Regions from separate parts of the Homo sapiens genome. Here region 2 is linked to region 1. A link is a loop called in an ENCODE intact Hi-C map of the cell type or tissue named here. Cell type or tissue: endothelial cell of umbilical vein. All regions are shown on one strand. Links, peaks and the distances in the headings refer to the core of each region. The heading gives the core; the rest is flanking DNA. Region 1 holds the start of NDUFA8 (NADH:ubiquinone oxidoreductase subunit A8). Region 2 holds the start of LHX6 (LIM homeobox 6).

Region 1 (5,378 bases), core at 58-5,057:
TCCTGACCTCAGATGATCCTCCCGCCTCAGCCTCCCAAAGTGCTGGGATTATAGGCGTGGGCCACCACGCCCAGCTGTAATTTTATTTTTTATGCACTTTATGCAGCTAGGTTATTAATAAAAGGCAAGGAAAGATGACAAGAGTAATTAATCTATACACTATAGAAAGGAGAATAAAGTTATGACTATGTCTATTAATAGTGCAACTGTTATAATTATCAAAGATAAAGTTATGACATAAGTGAAATCTGCCATGATGACTCTAATAAATTTATGTTTAAAATCTGTAAAGTTTTCATATTAAAGTTTTTGAAAATAAAAGAATTTATTTAGGTAAACTGGCACACATTTGCTTGTTTTATTACCTATAAACAGCTAGGAGAATAAAAACTAACACTCAAACTTTTTTAAAAGCTTAATATATTTTAATAATTAAGTCAGTTATATTTACTTGTCATATGCCTTAAAAGAGCTTTAACTGGCTGATTCAATTATTCAAAGGCCCAAAACTATACGGCCCAAAAAGACTGACGCATTATTTATTTCCCTACAAATGTGGAAATCTTATCAAAATGAAGGTATACACATGTTGCTGAGCATATAAAACACCATCCCTGTCACAGGAAAATAAAGGAAGACATTGAGTCTGTTTCGTAATTAATGAAAAAGAGGGATGTGCTAGAGACAACACAGTGAGTCAGTGGCAACCCCAGAACTAGAACACAGAGATTGTGACCTCCAACCAGGCTTCTTCCCATTATATCACCATCACTGAGGTGGATGAGCCTGAGATGTCACCATATCCCCTCACCTGCTTCTTCACTGAGACTGATGAATTCCAACAGAAACAACATCCTTTCACAGCTGTTTACCATGAATACCGTCTCAAATTCATTCAGATCTCTTTGTCTCAAACAACACAGAATTTCAACATCCTTCTCATTTATTCTCACAACAGCCTCATTGCACAGCAGGGCTACACAGTCTGCAGGTGTGGAAACTGAGACAAAGTCACCATCTAGAGCCAATCAACCTTCTAGTCCTGTCCTTGTCTCCTTAAACTACGTCTGTACCTCTTTTTATAGTACTTTATTTATACCATGCCTTGAGTTTTCCTAAATTTATGTAAAACAGAGAATAGTACTTAATAGAACTGTTATGAAGATTAAATGAGTTAATATATATAAAAATAATAAGAACAGTGCCTATCACATCGAAAGCACACCATAAATATTAGCTATTTTTATTTTTACTCAAAATTATCAAATGTGTCCAAGGACTTTCCAGTCCAAAGCTTCTGACTGCTTTTTCAATGGGGATGTGTCATAACTCCTAAGCCAATGAGGTCCAAAATGTATTTAACTCGCTCTCCAAACGGGCTCCTTTTTCTGGCTTCACCAGTACTATTGCCACGCTGCAAATCTGACTTTGATTCTTCAACCTTCCCTACCTCCAATATCTAATCCATTGCTAAGTCTGATCAATTCTAGATATACTTGTTCTTTGCTCTCTGTAAGCACAGTCTCTGTAAGCACCAATTACACTGGGATCATTAACATCTTTCTCAATAATTTTAAGAGCCACTGAGACTAGTCTCCCTGCTTTTCTTTTTCTTTCTTCAATCCATTCTTCACACAGCTGCTACCGTGATCTCCCTAAATGACAATTCTTATTTTACTCTGCTATTATATTAGCAACCAAACTCTCATTCAGCCTTAACAGCAGAATAAAGCCTAAACTTCTTAACGGGTACTGAAAGGCTTCTGGACCCAAACTATCTTTCCACCCTTCTCACCACAACATTTCAAAAAGGGACTGACTATTTACTGTTCTCTCAAAACACTGAACTCCTTTTTGACTCTCTGCATTTTCCCATCTCCTTACTTTTGCTCAGACCCTACCCTCACTTAGAGGGGTCTTCTCTTCATCTCCGCCCATAAATGCCATTCTTCATATGCCATTTAGTCATGTCTTACATTATGTCCAAAAAGTGCTTTCTCTATTCCCTTTATAGTTTCAGAGAATTTTATAGCTGGGATCACCTCATCTTACAAATAACCATGTCTGCAAATGCTAAAATCAAGTAATCAAGGTGACCGGCAGGTAGGCCTAGAATTTAGATACAACTTCAAATCTTTTCCTAAACCACATCTTCCCCCTTTCATAGTATTTAATCACACCTTGTCTTGTATTTTAGTTATTTATGTAATTATTCGTATGTTCATTCAATTGTGTGAAGACTAAAGGCAAATGTATTTCAGATACATCAGTTGTATGAAGTAGAACTTCAGATGTTTGTTGAACCTAATAAAAATTGCAACAAGAAATACAGCAACTCAAGATTAACCCAGCTACATGGGGTGGGGGCAGGGGGGTGGTTCGCCGGGGGGAACAAAAGAGTGGGGGCCACATGGCAGCTCCCCTCTGCCACCTCAGAGTAAATGTCACTTTAATATAATAAAGTCCCTGAACATAGCTAATAATTTCTTCCTCTGAGGAAAATAACAGTTGCCACTCTCACAGGCATCTAAGATTAAATGAAGCATTGCAGGTAGAAGACTTAACATACGGCCAGGCGCGGTGGCTCACGCCTGTAATCCCAGCACTTTGGGAGGCCGAGGCAGGCAGATTACGAGGTCAGGAGATCGAAACCATCCTGGCTAACACGGTGAAACCCCGTCTCTACTAAAAATACACAATATTAGCCGGGTGTGGTGATGAGCGCCTGTAGTCGCAGTTACTCGGGAGGCTGAGGCAGCAGAATCGCTTGAACCCGGGAGGCGGAGGTTGCAGTGGGCCAATATCGCGCCACTGCACTCCAGCCTGGGCAACAGAGCGAGACTCTCAAAAACAACAAAACAAACAAACAAAACACTTAACATAGTGCCGGGTATATCATTGCTGGTACATCATTTCTAGTCTTGGCCTTCCTCTCCTTTAATATAGCCTGTTCTACTATCCAGCCCTGCCATGACACTCCTCTGCCTTAAAACCTTCCACTCTTCCCACCACCTCCCTTACTGGATCAAGTCCAAACTGTTTGGTCTGGCCTTGTAGAAGCTGCTTCCAAGTCCTATCTCAGCCCAAGTTGCCTCTCCAGGCTCAGCACCTGCTGCTTCCCACCACCACCACTAGGGTCACATCAAACTGTACTTGGCTCCCTAAACACACAAGTTCTGCTAGGCCGTCTCATTCTTGTGAGTTTTCACCCATAATATAGTGGAAAAGCATTGGTTTTAAAATCAGACTTGGGTTCACTTCCAGCTCTATTACTTACGAGCTCCGTGACCTTGGGCAAATCATTTCTACTCTCGGGGACTAATTCCTTATTTATAACGCTACGACCAATTGTGTGTGTGTGTGTATATATATATATATGACCAATTGTGTGTGTGTATATATATATGGTATATACATATATATATATACACCAATTGTGTATATATATATATGGTATATATATATACACACCAATTGTGTGTGTGTATATATATGTGTATGTGTGTGTATATATATATATATCCTACCTTATAGTGTTGCTGGGAGGATTCAATGAATTAATGCATGGAAAGTAATTAGCATCCTGCCTGGTATCTAGAAAGGACTTGATCATGTTAGCTATAATTAGTAGGGTATGTTTCTACTTCACTCCTCACAGCACTAACTACATTGTACTGTGACTGCCTCTTTATGTGTCTGTCTCCCTACTGGATTGTAAAGTCCATGAAAGCACGAAGTATATCTCTTCCAGCGTTATGTGTACACGTTAATTACTGAAATGATATCTCTTGAATAAACGAATGCTTTAAATGGGTCCTGTTACCAAACACCTTCCCAAGGCTGTGAGTAGATGCACGCTCCAATATTGTCTCATTTTCCCGCGGCTTCGTCACCCCACTCTATGCACTCTGCACCGGTGATACCACTTTAAGGTAGATGACCGTCTCCCTCGACTGTGAGCCCCTAGGGTTGTATACTCACCTCGCATGCAAGTTTGAGGATTAAGCGACATAAGCTAAGTAAAATGACTGGTTGGTGCTTAATAAAATGTATCACTATTATTCACGGAAGGAGAAATAGGTCGCTGTGGAGGGCGAAAGGGGGAGGATTCTAGAGCCACTGCAAGATGCGACAGGGTGGGGTAGAGAGGGGAGGCGACTCCCAAAGCTGCGGAGGGGACCTCCGGGGGTCGACCTGTATATGCGTTGGAGGACTGGGGAGGGGGGCCCGGGTCCCAGGATCCGCGGAGCCCAAGGGGGGCTAGGCCCAGGCCCGAGAAGCCGCAGCCCCATGTCTCCCTTGCCTGTCCTCCGGATAGCCTCACCTCATCTACTTTCAGCTCCTCTAGAGTGGGCAGCTCCACTATCCCCGGCATGACGGCTGCAGCCCCGACCCCGACGAGAAGCCCTCAGCCGCGTCGCCCCCGTCTCCTTGAACTCCCCTTTCGACCGCCGAGTGCCACACGGCGCCTGCGCATGCGCATCCGGCAACACGCAGGCGTATTGCCCTGCCCAACCACGAGCGAGGGAGCGTGCGCAATACCAAGAACTTTTCAGCCTCCAGCGGGGTGGGGCTTCGATTCGGCTCCGCCCACCCCTCCAGGTTGTCATAGTGATGCCGTATCCACTGAGACTCCGGATCCTAACAGCTGGAAGCTAAAAACAGGCGCCATGGAGTACACAGGGAGCAAATATATCGGGGAATATGTAGATGGGAGGTAAGGGGCTCATTTGATTCACTTACTATACCTTGAATAGCTGTGACTGGAAAAAGACGGCTTTTTGCTTCTGCGAAACACCTTGTGCCAGGCACTTTCACAAACTTGCCCGAGTAATTTTTTCAAGGACCATATCTAATAAGCAGCAAAGCTAAGATGCATTCATTCCATATATACTTATATGTGTGTGTGCATTGACTGTGTGTGTGTGCTATCTGCCAGTTTTAAACATAGGAATAAGAATATTTAAAATGTCAAGATCCTTGCTCTTATGGAGTTTATAATCCAGTTGGAGATGTATTGCCAATAAACAAATAAGTGATAAAATAATTACAGATAATGGTAAATGCTATAAAAACAAACACGAAGATTAGGGAAGAGAGACTGGCTAATCTGAATCTACACGGTCGCTTCCTTCCAGGAGGAGTTCACGATCTAGGGATTATTATAGAGGATTATATACACAAATCACTGTAGTGGACTAGTAGTAAAAAACAATTCAACAGTTTTTTTTTCTTTTCTTTTCCTTCCTTCCTTCCTTCCTTTTTTCCTTCCTTCCTTCCTTCCTACCTTCCTCTCTTTCTTTCTTTCTCTCTCGTTTTTGTTTTATTTTCAGACAAGATCTCGCTCTGTTGCCCTGGCTGGAGTGCAGTGGCCTGTT
Region 2 (5,378 bases), core at 379-5,378, 69 kb after region 1:
ACAGAGTCTCTCTCTGTTACCCAGGCTGGAGTGTAGTGACGTGATCTTGGCTCACCACAATGTCCGCCTCCCAGGTTCAAGTGATTCTCTTGCCTCAGCCTCCTGAGTAGCTGGGACTACAGGCACGTGCCACCACACCTGGCTAAGTTTTGTATTTTTAGTAGAGATGGGTTTCACCATGTTGGCCAGGATGGTCTCGATCTCCTGACCTTGTGATCTACCAGCCTTGGCCTCCCAAAGTGCTGCGATTATAGGTGTGAGCCACCACACCCGGCCCATCTGGCATGTTTTATACCAACTGGAGTCAGGCCTAGAGCAGGGAGGTGGCTAGACAGTGACTGTAACCTCCATTTCCTGTCCTGGCCAAACCAATACTCAGATGGGACAGTGAGAGGAGACATCACACTCTGGTTACACACCATTAACCCCTGTCTGACTACACACACACACACACACAGCCGTCCAGATTCACAAATACGTTCTTATCACCCCCTTCATCCCTCAGTGCCTGGGTGGAGGCCCTTAAGCAGGAATGCCCCCTCAGAGGAGAGGGTGGGAGTGGAATGATGGGATTTCAGAATCCCCTCACCTCACCCTCTCACCTCCAGATCCTAGTCCAGATGTAATCCTGTCCTCACCACTTTGCGTGCACGTGCACGCACACACACATGCACACACACAGTCTCAACATTCACATACAGACACCCACTCTTGACACCCACACATGAACTAAAAGACAAACGTTGGTCCATAAAGGAACACACATGCTATCTACATACCCCCAACCCTGCCCAGTGATGCTTTCCCCAGCACTACTGCACAGATCCCAGACAATACAGACACACAGGCACTCCTTGCACACTGAGTCCTAGGCCACTTGGTTGAGCTGCCCCCACCCCACCCCAGCTGCACACTCTTCTACATCCATCCCATAAAGGAAGAGTCCGTCTCTTTAACCATGCTTCTCATGGTTTTCAGAGTACCCTTGCCCCAAATGCTGCCAACCTCCCCCTAGACTCAAGATCTTCTCTTTCCAGATCGCTGGAGGCTCAATGCCAGTGCACAGGAGGAGATCGCCTTCCACCATATTCCCTGACTCCCAGAGGCTCTTTCTAGGGCAGGGGTCTGGCCAGGAAGACTGAAGCCATGACGTCTTCCTGTGCAAGGATAGGAAAGATGTCTGTGGGTTGGAGGGTAGTTATAGGGAAGCAGCTTTCTCCACTTTTTGAGAAAGCACTTGGGAACAAGCATCCCTCTCAGGAAGTGATTCTCCACCATTCTCCTCTGATCCTATAGGCCTGGTGGTCCAAGCCTCAGGCCAGTTGATGCCTCCCACTGGGATCAGCAGACAAGGCCATGACCCTGCAGTGACCTCGACCCCATAATCAGGTCAGGTCCGGGCTTCATGGCTAGAAGCGAGGCCCAGGCGAGTGGCCAAGACGCGGCAGGACAGGAGGATGCGCCTGGCTGCTCTCGGCTGCTGGACGCGGCCTGCAGTAGGGAGAGCGCAGCCCGGGGTAATCCCACTCAGGGCTCCGGGTGCCCAGTTCTCCCACTTCCCATCCTGGCGGCCTAAAGGCAAGGCCTAGACCCTGGAGAGGCCAAAGTCGGGCCAAAACAACAGCGAAGCTGGGACTGGAACAGGCGCTGGGGGCCTGCGCATGACCCCAGGCTCAGAATGCGACACTCCAGTGACGCCGGGGAATGAGTTGAGATGGAGCCGGAGACAGAGGTTGGGGTTCAGGACGAGGCGCTTGGGTATGGGATCGGATCTGAGACGGTTGCGGCGCTGGTGCTTTGGGCTGGACCAGACTCGAACCCAGAGCGGAGCGAGGGTCAGAGCCAGGGCAAGAGTCCGAAGCCCAGCTCAGCGTCCAGCCCGCGAGAGACCCCACCATGAATGACGTCCGAGTAGGGTTGGAACTCGAAGCCCGAACGCACTGGAAATGCAGCCGGACGACGGCTGGGATCCGAGTGGGTCCGGGCCAGAAATGGGGACCTCAGAGCTCCACCGAGGCGCTCGAGGTCAGAACTGAAGCCTGAGACTTAGGCAGGACCCGAGACAGAGCCAGAGACGATACCGAAACCCAATGGACCGCGAGGACCGAAGGCAGATCCGGGGCGCAAACCTGTGCAGGCACTGGCGCGCTGCCTGGAGCTCTGGGTTCGCGCCGCTGAGCGCCGGCAGGTTGGACCAGCGCTGCGCGCCGGAAGTGCACTCGGGACGCCGGGGTTCTGGAGGAGAGACCACACGCCGCAAAAGTGGCCTCCGAATGCGCCCGGGGCCTGCCCTCGGCGACACTGCTGGCTCGGCGGCCGCAGCCTACCTGAAGTAGTCCATCTTGCAGAAGATCTCCTTGTTCTTGATGTAGCAGCTGTTCTGCTGCCTCAGCGACGTGCGACACACGGAGCACTCGAGGCACCGCACGTGCCAGATGAGGTTGTTGACCTGGGGACGGGGCGGGGACGGAGGTCGGCTCAGCGCGGGCCTCTTTCACTCCGGGCCCCAGCCTTCCCGGTCTCATTTACAGTCAGAGGCGCTGAAGCTCAGAAGGTGCATGCGATTCCCCTATTTTTCTCCCGTAATACTGAGACTCAGGGAAATGGAAATAAACTCTTCTTATTTTTCAGACGGAACCCGGGGGCTCAGGCAGACCCTAAGTCTTGCCCAAAGCTTCGCAGTCGGGCAGCAGTGGAGCCAGGATTTGGAAGTAAGAGGACCTGCGGTGCTTCCCTGCAGTCTCCTGCGCTGCGTCCCACGCCCCGACAACACGCACGCAACACCTACCCCTGTCTCACCTTGAGCAGATATCGGTCCAGGATCTCGAGGCCGCAGCTGGAGCAGATGTTCTTGCCTGCAGACGGCACGGAGGAGGCGGCAGAGGGCGGTGAGCAGACAGATGGCGTGCTGGGCGTACATGGGGAGGCCTGACCCTCGTCCTTGTCCAGAGCTCCTGCCAGGGCCTCGGCGTCAGACTGAGCCTGCGGCGGGGGAGAGAAGGAGAGGAGCGCTGATCCGGGCACCCAGAGTTGGGGCTGCCTTGGAGACAAATCTGGGGCCCCCGAGCACCAATTGACAACGAAATCTCCCCAGGACAATGCGCCGTAGACTGAAGGACAGGGATGGAAGGGCCTATTGGAGAGGAAGGGACGGCCCCAACTTTTAACACGCGCATTCTGGGTGCTGGGAGCGGTTAAAGCCAACATTCCCTGCCGGAAAACCGAGGCTCAGAGAGGGGCGGCGCCCGCCGGGAGTCCCCCAGAGCGTGAGCAGCAGTTCGTGGCCGGAAAACCTGGCCAGGTCCCCAGGGCCGGGCCGCTGGAGGACTGGGCACCGCAGGCAGGGCCAAACGGACTCACCATGGCGGGCGGCGCGGTCCCTTCAAGACAGCGGGTGGTCGCTTTGCAGCCGGACCCTGGCTGGGCCATCACCTGGGGGAGGGGGGGAGGGAACGCAGGCGGCGGCGGCTGCTGAACTGGCTCCGCACAGCCTGAGCCCAGCGCCTCCCCGCGCCTGTTATATAAACCGGCGCCGAACAATGAGTCCTAACTTTGTAGTGGGCATTTAAAGCCCTTCCCCACAAAAGCGGTGTCTCTCTAATGAAGCAATTTGAATTTGGATTGGATTTTTTCCCTCTCTCTCCCCCTCTCCCTGCACTTAACCCGTGGCTCTTGAAGTAATCGCTTAGTTCCCTTGCAATCCAAGCCTCTGAGGGGGGAAGAAAAACACGCGCACACACACACAAACTACCTGCAATTAGAAATTGTCGTGAATGCCCAAGATAAGAGGTAGCCAGAGTGTCAATTCCAACTGTCAATCAGTGAGATCCATCAGGCCGCCCAAAGAATTGCAAATTTGATTTTTTAATGGTAGTAATTAAAAATCGAATTTTTTCTCTCTCCACCCGCCCCCCCACCCCACTCCCCTTCCTCGCTCCCTTCTCCTCTCGGCACAAAATGCAAAAAGGAGAAAAGAGAGAAAGAAAGAAAATAAAAAAGAGATGGGTGAGGGGCGGAGGGTGGTTGAAGAAAAGAAAACCCCGAGCGCGGTGAGCACCCGCCCGCCCGCCCGCCTGACACGCGCGGCGAAATTGAAGCAGCTATATTGACACGGATTCAGGCGCCTTTCGAGGGCCAGTCGGAGGGAAACCCGGAGCAAAAAGAGAGCGAGATCGGGGCGAAACGGGACCAAAAAGAGAAAAGAGAGGCGCTCAAGGGGAGGAAAAAGCACCCTCCAGCCCCTCGGCGCGCCGGGTACCGGCCCCGCGTCGGGATTCTCAGCGCTGCGCCGGCACAACCCCCGGCGCATCGGCGCTATCAGCGCCTATTCAGACGGACAATACCGGCCTCGCCTCCTCTTGATTCGCCTGTGTCTTTACTAAATCGCTTTTTGAGAAATTCCTCCAACATTTGCATAATGTGTTCCCGCTTTCCGCGACCCCCCCCCCCCGCTCGCGCGCGCGCTCCCACACTCACAAGCACACACTCACAGGCGCACCCTCGTACCCCTCCTTCCTGCAACCGCCCGCCACCCTGCTCGGCCCGGCTGGGTCCCGGACCCTGCCCGACCCCGGCCCGGGCCGCTCACCCAGTCGTTCGCCGGCTCACCTGGTCGGTGGCGGGGCCGCCCTCGGCCGGCAGCCGGCAGCCCTCGGGCAACGCCGGGGCGGCGTTCTCATGCTTCCAGTACATGGGCCGGGGAACCTCGGGCTCAGCGGGCGCGCAGCGCGGAGAGCTGCGCCGAGGGGGACCACAGCCGCAGTGGGAGCAGAGGCTGCTGCAGGAGCAGGAGGAGAGCCGAGGCGCCGGCCCCGCCGCCCCGGGCCCGGCCTCAGCCCCCGCCCCCGGCCCGCGCGCAGCCCCGGCCTCCCTGGCTGCTGCCGCCGCTGCCTCGGAAGAAGGTCCCGACAAACTTGGAGAGGCCCCCGCCCCCTCCTTCTTCTCCTCCTCCCCCTCTTGGTAGTCCTCCTCCTCCTCTCCCTCCTCCTTGTCCTCCTCCCCCTCCAGCTGCAACGGCGGCCGCCCTGCCGCTGGAGCCCCGCTCGGTTCAAGATGAGTCATGCGTGACCAATCCCCTCCCCGCCAAGGGAGAGCAAGACACACACGACGAGGCAGAGACCCAGAGAGAGAGACACACACACAGACACAGAGACACACAGAAACTCAGAGCTGCCGACAGAGAGACTCGGAGACACGCCAGTACACAAAGGCACCGGCGGGCACACATCCACCCAGCTCTCACTACCGCTCCTCCCTCAAGGGGCACCCATCTTCCTCAGACACTGCCCCACTCACAGGTACAGGAGGGACCCATGGCCATACCATCTGCGGAGATAGATTCCGTAGGAGGTCACACGTTATTACACTGTGTTGATGCA

What was found. Peaks named below come from ENCODE experiments on the same cell type or tissue, not always from the same donor. Only the 100,000 strongest peaks of a DNase experiment are listed, where the experiment ranks them.
Region 2: a loop joins it to region 1, with 2.2 times the contacts of the local background. A loop is called at or near these places in 7 of 110 quality-filtered maps.

The regions. Positions count from the first base shown.
Region 1 is chr9:122,155,303-122,160,680 of GRCh38, forward strand. NDUFA8 (NADH:ubiquinone oxidoreductase subunit A8) reads right to left here and starts at 4,477. Exons shown (of 4, transcript NM_014222.3): 1 at 4,325-4,477. The coding sequence starts at 4,375. It overlaps MORN5 (MORN repeat containing 5), which reads left to right and starts at 4,606. Exons shown (of 5, transcript NM_198469.4): 1 at 4,606-4,717. The coding sequence starts at 4,671. RefSeq lists an enhancer at 4,388-4,682. In endothelial cell of umbilical vein, for the core only: a CTCF peak has its summit at 3,141; DNase peaks (open chromatin) are centred at 3,119 and 4,539; H3K4me3 peaks cover 1,048 bases; H3K27ac peaks cover 448 bases.
Region 2 is chr9:122,224,049-122,229,426 of GRCh38, forward strand. LHX6 (LIM homeobox 6) reads right to left here and starts at 4,909. Exons shown (of 10, transcript NM_014368.5): 1 at 4,609-4,909; 2 at 3,361-3,432; 3 at 2,800-2,982; 4 at 2,328-2,449. The coding sequence starts at 4,692. RefSeq lists an enhancer at 2,636-3,141. In endothelial cell of umbilical vein, for the core only: no CTCF peak of the experiment used is centred there; no DNase peak of the experiment used is centred there; H3K4me3 peaks cover 1,984 bases; H3K27me3 peaks cover 2,130 bases.